2 separate regions of the Homo sapiens genome follow, and region 2 is linked to region 1. Evidence: chromatin loops called from intact Hi-C (ENCODE). Cell type or tissue: PC-3. All regions are shown on one strand.

What was found. Peaks named below come from ENCODE experiments on the same cell type or tissue, not always from the same donor. Only the 100,000 strongest peaks of a DNase experiment are listed, where the experiment ranks them.
Region 2: it touches region 1 in a loop (2.2-fold over the local background); 5 of 110 quality-filtered maps call a loop at or near these places.

The regions. Positions count from the first base shown.
Region 1 is chr4:86,593,155-86,598,154 of GRCh38, reverse strand. It overlaps PTPN13 (protein tyrosine phosphatase non-receptor type 13), which reads right to left and starts at 3,840. Exons shown (of 48, transcript NM_080683.3): 1 at 3,366-3,840. It also overlaps a transcript of MAPK10 not described here. RefSeq lists an enhancer at 3,603-4,189. In PC-3, a CTCF peak has its summit at 3,059; a DNase peak (open chromatin) is centred at 3,944; H3K4me3 peaks cover 4,326 bases; H3K27ac peaks cover 860 bases.
Region 2 is chr4:86,722,892-86,727,891 of GRCh38, reverse strand. All of the region lies in intron 10 of PTPN13 (protein tyrosine phosphatase non-receptor type 13), which reads right to left. Among named protein-coding and RNA genes, the nearest start is that of SLC10A6, 120 kb to the left of the region's middle. In PC-3, no CTCF peak of the experiment used is centred here; no DNase peak of the experiment used is centred here.

The DNA of each region.
Region 1 (5,000 bases):
AAAGCACAACAAAGCAAAAAAGCCTTGAGAAGTATATATTATTAAATTATTAAAAATAAACTTAGTCTCTAGGATTTGGATACATATTTGTCAGACAGCAGTCCTCCACACTTTTTATACTATGCAGAAGGATTTTCTTTGAGACAGTTTGTTTCAGAGAATTTTCATACTTTTCCAGTGTGAAAACAAATCAAAACAAAACAAAAATTAAAAAAGCAGGATTCAATGGCAGAGCACAGGATAAGGCAAACACATCTAAACAAGCACTTGAACCAGACCCTGTTCCTGTATTTCCCATGCATTTGATAGCAAACTCTGGGAAAAACATGTGAAGTTTATGGTTTAAATCTACACCAGCCTCTATACAAGATTATTTAGGAATTCTTCTCTTTTTATCCTAAGAAATGGCCCACCTACTGCCTTACTATTAGTGACAGTCACACATTCTTGGGAACAGGGTTGGGCAGGATAGAGCAGGGTGCTTATTCACAGTGCCTGACACTAAACAAGAATAAGGGTCTTAAAGGTGTTTTCATTTTCTTCCCAAACTCAAAGGATTATTAGAACTCCACCTCCCAAAGCAGTTTACAGACGGGAGTTTTGATGGGACATTTACAGCTAGTATGAAACTTTCAACTTTAACTTAAGCCATTAAAAGTCCTACATTAATGTACTCATTAAAAGCTATCTTTTAGCCTTGGTCAATACAGCGAGACATTGTCTCTATTTAAAAAAATAAAATAAACAAAATTAGCTAGGTGTGGTGTTGTACACCTGTGGTACCTGCTACTTTGGGGGCTGAGTTAGGAGGATTGCTTGAGCCTGGTAAGTTGAGGCAGCAGTGAGCCATGATCGAGCCACTGCATTCCAAACTGGGCAACAGAGACCCTATCTTAAAAGCTATCTTTAAAACATTTAGTTCCTAAGTTATTTGACCCATTTTAATTTTCAAATTAAAAGAGAGTTTTTCAGGGAAAAAAAAAAAAAAGGAAGCCCAGCCCAAAAGATTCTCGTCATTTCCATCAGCACTGATTCTTCTATCCTAAGGCCCATTATCTTTTCTCCTTTCTCAGGCCCCTACCTTGTAAAGTGATATTAACTCAAATGAGTCGTACTTGGTTGCATCAGAGGCAAACAGGAGAATACTTTGAACTACACAGAGTTCTCCCAAAGCATATTCCAAAACAAGAATATGTTGACAGGAGTAACTACTAAATGCACTGGCTTGGAGTATGGTTGTGTTTCTTTTTCATTTCAAATGGTGTTAATTATAATTTAATTATGCATAAAAATGTTTTGGGGTTTATTTAAAAATTACACCCTCTGTCAAAAGAAGAGGGTGAAGAGGAAAAAAAAGAAGTAATAGTTTATCCCTTACAGTCCTTCTCTCCAGTACATTTGGGGCTGGGCACTAAGATGAGCTGGAAAAATATACACCCCATTGATACGGGAGAAGCTACAACACTTCCCCATCCAATCCTTAACACATTAAAGACAGAACAAATCAACACCCGTTTTTCTCAATAACAAAGAATACATAAATTTCATTCATTTAAAGATGAACACCTATCATTTATATTATCTACTCCAAAACAAATGATTAGCTAATTCTCACATTCACATACCGTATTTAGGAGGCAGCCCTCAAAAACAACAACAAAAAGATGACCTAAGTTTTATAACGTGACCCCATCATAGAATTAAAATCTGACTTTTAAATTGACACTGGTTTTAATGGTGTGCGTGTATGTTACTTGTGACATGAAAAGCCATTTATATTTTTGGATGCTGGTAATCACCCTCCAAAATATAACTAGGCTTTACATGCAAGTAAAAATGGTGGGACAAATGCAAATTCAAAGATAAACCTACATAATGGTAAAGCAAGCTATCATTCTCTAATTGTAAAAGTGAAAAACACTATGAAATCAGTCCTTTTCTTAACAACTAACCTCAAATATTTTTCTGTTTTTAGTTCTAATTTCCATCCTATCCTCTCCCCACACATACTCCCACAAAGCCTCTAGAACATCAAGTAGAACACAATGTTATGAACAAAGTATAATAAACAAGATTGGACGTCAGTCAGTGCGCCTCTGTATAAATTTACTAAATCAATATATGTATGAATTTACTAACAAATGCTCCTAGTGATATTAAAACGAGAAATAATTTGTATATTGGCACCACTACAAGCAGCCAATGAGCATGAAGCAAGTTTTCACCTGGACCCTGCCAACACAGTCATGAAGACTTTAGGAAAATACCTAAGCTTGTTTCATAATACATGCACTTTTACTCCCCCCCCCATCCTTTAGTAAACTTTCTAGATATAAATTTTAAAATCTTAAAATTTATAATTAGTTACCAGCGCCCTTCATCCCACAGATCAGGTGTCCTACATTTTGTTCAGGTCCTGCCTTGAAAACAAACCCGATTGCCCCATTTTCTGCGAGGGAGCTCAGCTCCAGGCAGCTCCCTATGAAGTCACCGCGTTTGTTGTTTCAAAGATGCAATTAAATGAAAATGACACAAGGCTGTCGAACAGATTAGTTGGAAGTGTGCGGTGGTGTCGATCATATACGTGTATGGCCAATGAAAACTGTATTGCTGTAAATCTCTTAGTGATATTTCTCCCCATCCTCCTCTCTCCATTATATTCACAACAGAAGGAAATTAAACTTTGTAAGAATTTTCTTGACTTTGGTTTAACTTTAGCTTCCCAGCTGTCTGCTCTTACAGTATCACGTAATGAGCAAAGCGGTGGGGCTAGGGGGCCGGAGGGTAGAGTGTTAACTTTAGCAAGCAGAAGAAAAGCAATAAAAGACCTTGCATCAGACAGTGTCTCTCCCTCTGCCCCCTCTTCCTCTGCTTCCCCGCCATCCCACCCCCTTCTCGAGCCCTTACACACACATTCTTCTGGGCGGCCTCTAACCACACCATCTCCACAATCATTTGCAGAAATTAGAAACAGACTCCGGGAGCCCTTCCCTTAAGCACGCACAGAGCGGAGCTGTGCAAGCACGACGGGGCAATGTCACTCCCTATTACCCCACAATCTCTTACTCCCCCTGTGGGTTTCATTCCCGAGAATCCGGCTTTCTTCCGCAGAGGAGATGGATCTACCTAATTAGCAATGGAGTTTCATCTCATTCTTCCCCACTCCAGTCACCCCACCCCCACTCTAACGTACAAAAACACCCACCACCAAAACCAAAGAAAAGTTCCTTCTACCAGGGCAACCGAGGAGTTGGGTTTAGGGACTGGAGCGAAAGCAGAGAGAGGAGGAAGAGAACGAGCGCAATGTACTTTGTTTTGCACTTCTGCACATGCAGCGCAGAGCCCAGGGCGGCTCTCGTCCTTACCGGCTGGTCCCGAGACCGGGTCCTGCTACTGGAGCGCCGGGCGAGGGCTGCAGGGACGCGGCGTCGGGGCGGGCCGCCGGCAGCCGCCGCGGGCGCCGAGAGCCACCACCACTTCTCCCACAAGCGGCTGCGGGCGTGGGCTGAAGGAGCTGTAGAAGGAGCCTGGGGAGGGGGAGAAGAGGAGCAGCATCTCCTCCTCCTCCTCCTCGCCTCGGAAACGCTCCCCAGCGGCGATCCCGGCCGACTGCCTGACCCCCGAGCGCTCAACGCACCCCCGCCGCCCTACTGTGCTCGACGCCTCTCCAAGAGCTTCGCCAAAACCTTCTGGCGCGGGCGGCTCAACTCCTGTAGGCGACTCTGACCGCTGCCGAGGCGGACCGGGGAGCTACGGAGCACGGCTCGCCAGCACGACGGTCTCCAGGGGCCGTGAGCATGGTGTGTCACCCTCGCCTCAGCGTGGCCGCTGGAGCTACTCGCACCACTGGGGCTCCACCTCGGGCAGCCGCGCCGGCTCCGCCCCCCCGGTCCTGTCACTCAACCATTCCCCGGCACTGGGAGGACCGCAGATCTCCCACCCCGAGCTCCCCTCGACCTCATTGGCCCGCCTGGCATCCAGCTCCACCTCCTCCCTAGGGACGAGGTCGCCAGGGAGACCAGCGCCCCGGTTGCCATGACAACCAGTGCCTTGGGCCTGGCTTTTCGCGTTCTTCGGACTAGCCAGAGGCTCAGGTTGGTGACCGAGCGGCAGAGTTCCTAGCGCCTGCAGTGTGGTGAACTCCAACTTTTAGGCCAAGTTGAAAATGCAGCCGACGACCCCCACACTTCTAACTTCAGAATCAAAACTATGACCCTAGGGAGTGAGGAGGAGAGTGAAAAATGCGTAAGTGCTGGCTCCTCCCTTACTCTTCGCTGCCTCTCAGCCTTGTTTCTATATTCTCACGGGGCGCTTTGGTCTTTGAAAGGAAGAGGAGAATGGGGGAGAGGAAGAGCATGGCTTTGCCAGCTCCTTGCAGCAATATAGCAACTTAGAAATGGCGGGGTCAACGAAAAAAGCCCGGTGAGTTTTCCCACGGTTGTAAAGCTATCTTCAAAAGTGTGGTGACAGCACAACGCCAAATGCCCTAGGGAAAACTGAAATTCTCATATTTTTGAAAAAAGTTTGTAAATACTTGCCTTGTTATTTTATCTATGAGACTAAAATAATCCCGAAGTTTGAAAATTTAAGGAAAAGGTTTAACATAGTCGATAACCTCCCACTTTTCTATATACACTGAAATTTGGCCAAGGTATATCCAGACAGCTGTACCCCTCCTTGCTGCAAGCCGAAATATTTGAGTTTCAATAGTTAAACAAGAGAGTCTTGCTGAATTCATGAACAAATAATATCCTGTGATTTGAGTTTTGAAAGTTTTGGGTTATTCTCAGAGGTATAAGGTAAACTGGTCCACTCTGGAAAGGGTACCTGAAGATAAATTTAGTCTGAGACCCTTAATGTTGAGCCCTAGGTAAATCTGAATTTCATGGCTGGCTCCAAAGTGGAGAGATCTGAGGCTTATTTGGCTTCCCCAAAAAAAGTCAAAGCAGCAATCCTAGGTTCCCTAGCCCCTGAGGCTGCCATACATGTATGATGAATGA
Region 2 (5,000 bases), 130 kb before region 1:
AGAACTAGAGAAGCAAGAGCAAACAAATTCAAAAGCTAGCAAAAGGCAAGAAATAACTAAGATCAGAGCAGAACTGAAGGAGATAGAGACAGAAAAAACCCTTCAAAAAAATCAATGAATTTAGGAGCTGGTTTTTTGAAAAGATCAACAAAATTGATGTACTGCTAGCAAGACTAATAAAGAAGAAAAGAGAGAAGAATCAAATAGACACAATAAAAAACGATAAAGGGGATATCAACATCGATCCCACAGAAATACAAACTACCATCAGAGAATACTATAAACACCTCTATGCAAATAAACTAGAAAATCTAGAAGAAATGGATGAATTCCTGGACACATACACCCTCCCAAGACTAAACCATGAAGAAGTCAAATCTCTGATTAGACCAATAACAGGCTCTGAAATTGAGGCAATAATTAATAGCCTACCAACCAAAAAAAGTCCAAGACCAGAGAGACTGACAGCCGAATTCTACCAGAGGTACAAAGAGGAGCTGGTACCATTCCTTCTGAAACTATTCCAATGAATAGAAAAAGAGGGAATCCTCCCTAACTCATTTTATGAGGCCAGCATTGTCCTGATACCAAAGTGTGGCAGAGACACAACAAAAACAGAGAATTTTAGACCAATATCCCTGATGAACATCAATGTGAAAATCCTCAATAAAATACTAGCAAACCAAATCCAGCAGCACACCAAAAAGCTTATCCACCAGGATCAAGTGGGCTTCATCCCTGGCATGCAAGGCTGGTTCAACATAGGCAAATCAATAAATGTAATTCAACACATAAACAGAAACAACTACAAAAACCACATGATTATCTCAATAGATGCAGAAAAGGCCTTTAACACAATTAAACAGCCCTTCATGCTAAAAACTCTCAATAAACTAGGTATTGGTGGAACTTACTTCAAAATAATAAATGCTATTTACGACAAACCCACAGCCAATATCATACTAAATGGACAAAAACTGGAAGCATTCCCTTTGAAATCCAGCACAAGACAAGGATGCCCTCTCTCACCACTCCTATTCAACATAGTGTTGGAAGTTCTGGTTAGGGCAATCAGGCAAGAGAAAGAAATAAAGGGTATTCAATTAGGAAAAGAGGAAGTCAAATTGTCCCTGTTTGCAGATGACATAATTGTATATTTAGAAAACCCCATCGTCTCAGCCCCGAATCTCCTTAAGCTGATAAGCAACTTCAGCAAAGTGTCAGGATACAAAATCAATGTGTAAAAATCACAAACATTTCTCTACACCAATAACAGACAAACAGCCAAATCATGAGTGAATTCCCATTCACAATTACTACAAAGAAAATAAAATACCTAGGAATTCAACTTACAAGGGATATAAAGGACCTCTTCAAGCAGAACTACAAACCACTGTTCAACGAAATAAAAGACACACACAAATGGAAGAAAATTCCATGCTCACGGATAGGAGGAATCAATATCATGAAAATGGCCATACTGCCCAAAGTAATTTATAGATTCAATACCATCCCCATCAGACTACCAATGACTTTCTTCCCAGAATAAGAAAAAACTACTTTAAAGTTCATATGGAACCAAAAAAGAGCCCACATAGCCAAGACAATCCTAAGCAAAAAGAGCAAAGCTGGAGGCATCATGCTACCTGACTTCAAACTATACTACAAGTCTACAGTAACCAAAACAGCATGGTACTGGTACCAAAACAGAGATATAGACCAATGGAACAGAACAGAGGCCTCAGAAATAACACCACACATCTACAACCAACTGATCTTTGACAAACCTGACAAAAACAAGAAATGTAGAAAGGATTCCCTATTTAATACATGGTGCTGGGAAAACTGGCTAGCCATATGTAGAAAACTGAAACTGGATCCCTTCCTTCCACCTTATACAAAAATTAATTCACAATGGATTAAGGACTTAAATGTTAGACCTAAAGCCATAAAAATCCTAGAAGAAAACCTAGGCAATACCATTCAGGACATGGGGATGGGTAAGGACTTCATGACTAACACACCAAAAGCAATGGCAACGAAAGCCAAAATAGACAAACAGTATCTAATTAAACTAAAGAGTGTCTGTATGGCAAAAGAAACTACCATCAGCGTGAACAGGCAACCTACAGAATGGGAGAAAATTTTTGCAATCTACCCATCTGACAAAAGGCTAATATCCAGAATCTACAAAGAACTTCAACAAATTTACAAGAAACAAACAAACAACCCCACTGAAAAACAGGCAAAGGATATGAACAGACACTTCTCAAAAGAAGACATTTATGCAGCCAACAGACACATGAAAAAATGCTCATCATCACTGGTCATCAGAGAAATGCAAATCAAAACCACAATGAGATACCATCTCATGCCAGTTAGAAAAGCAATCATTAAAAAGTCAGGAAACAACAGATGCTGGAGAGGATGTGGAGAAATAGGAACGCTTTTACACTGTTGGTGGGAGCGTAAAGTAGTTCAACCTTTGTGGAAGACAGTGTGGCGATTACTCAAGAATCTAGAACTAGAAACACCATTTGACCCAGCGATCCTATTACTGGGTATATACCCAAAGGATTATAAATCACGCTACCATAAAGACACATGCACATGTATGTTTATTGCAGCACTGTTCACAATAGCGAAGACATGAAACCAACCCAAATGTCCATCGATGATAGACTGAATAAAGAAAATGTGGCACATATACACCATGGAATACTATGCAGCCATAAAACAGGATGAGTTCATGTCCTTTGCACAGACATGGATGAAGCTGGAAACCATCATTCTAAGCAAACTATCACAAGGACAGAAAACCAAACACCACATGTTCTCACTCATAGGTGGGAAATGAACAATGAGAACACATGGACACGGGGCGGGAAACATCACACACCAAGTTCTGTTGGGGGGTGGGGGGCTGGGGGAGGGATAGCATTAGGAGAAACACCTAATGTAAATGATGAGTTGATGGGTGCAGCAAACCAACATGGCACATGTCTACCTACATAACAAACCTGCATGTTGTGCACATGTACCCTAGAACTTAAAGTATAATAATAAAAAAAAAAGAATGAAAGTGGTCTGCCATGGGAAACACAGAATATAATAAAGATCAACTATGGAAACAGGGTATGAAGAAGTTAAGATGTGTCTGCACCAAAAGAAAAAAAAATCCTAAACATTTATGCTGTGGGAAAGAATATTAATTCAAACTGTACCTCCAAACCCCATTACCCTTTTCAGCCTCAAAAATATAACCTCCAGCTCTTTTCAGAAAAAATACTAGGTAGTCTTTTAATGACCAGTAGTTCAAATTATCTAATCACTGACACAAAATATCTCTGGCAAAGAAATGTTTGGTTTGAAATAGCTAGAAATTGACTGCCTAAAAAAGGAAACAGGTTTTTAGCGAGATGACATATCACAGTGGCATGCTATAAAGGTACGATCTATAATTTATGAATTGTGAATGAACCAAAGTCTAGCTTAGCTCTCTAAAACTGTGGTTTAGGAAAAAGGGGTGTATATGTACGTGCAGTTTGTGCTGTTCACTGAATTATTATATTGGAAGTCCACACTATATTGTATGACATCCTGCCTATTACTTAGTTTTGATGTAGATATTGGTAATAATGAATTGATGAAGCCCTATTGAGTTTCTTCCTTTTACCTGAAATATGTTCAGTTATATTTTATTGGAATCTAAAAACTTTAAAAATTGGATAGTGTTTTATAAACTACAATCCAATTCCACATTTTAAAAATTAGCACAATGAGGAATAAAGAGGTTTTAAAATTTACATAAAGTCATATAACAGCATCATAAGGAATAGAATACATGTCTTCCAATTTGTAGTTCAATGCAATTTTCACCAACCAACAGCTTTTTCTCCTTAGAATACTGTGAAGGAAATTTGAATTCTATTATCTTCAGAGCATACAAATGTGCTTTTAAGATAATTCTCTGAAGCAAAGAACAGAAAATGAAAACAGTATAGGGTAATACAATTTCTTAGTGCAGAACTAAAAAGAAAAAAATCATTCTAGATTTTACCAGGTTTACTATTATTTATTTTGCTTTTTAAGAATTATTTTAAACTAATGTTACAAATGAAATATTGCTTCACCTTTCAAGCTGATGATAGTAAAAAAGAATGATAATATCCAGAATACATAAGAATATGAAGAAACAGGCACGATCATAGGAAGCAAAAACTGGCACAAACTTTTGGGAGGGTAATTTGACAATACGTATCAAATGTCTTAAACGGTGTCTGCCTTTGAATTGACTATTTTACTTGGAGAAAGTTATCTGCAATGAGTTAGCTGCAGGGATGTTAATTAAAGCAGCGGTCCCCGATCTTTTTGGCACCAGGGACAGGTTCCGTGGAAGAAAATTTTTCCACAGACAGGTAGGAGGGGATGGTTTTGGGATGAAACTGTTCCACCTCAGATCATCAGGCATTAGATTCTCATAAGGAACATGCAACGCAGTTCACAACAGGGTTCATGCTCCTGTGAGAATCTAGTGCTGCTGCTGATCTGACAGGAGGTGGAGCTCAGGTGGCAATGCTAGCTCCTTGCTCACCTCCTGCTGTGACCAGGCCATGGACCAATGCTGGCCTGTGGAGCCCTGCTTTAGAGCATTACTTTCAACAGCTAATTAGAAACATTTAAAATGTCCAGTAATTGGAACTGACTAAAGAAATTACAGTACACAGTAAAGTCACATAATAAAGTATTTTATAACACTAACAATAATGTAGAAGTTGTAAAACATTTAAGATATTTTACATGAGAAAAGAACTGTTCATTTTGATTTTATGTTTATAAAAATATATTGTCATAGGTTGAAAGAAAAATACATCAACTAGAAGAACAGATACATAAAAATATCCACCCACAAGATACAAGATACAGACTTGGTCCTTCCTGTCTTTGGATACTGTAAATGTGAGGATATGATGTTTGGAGCTAATGGAGTCCTCTTTTAA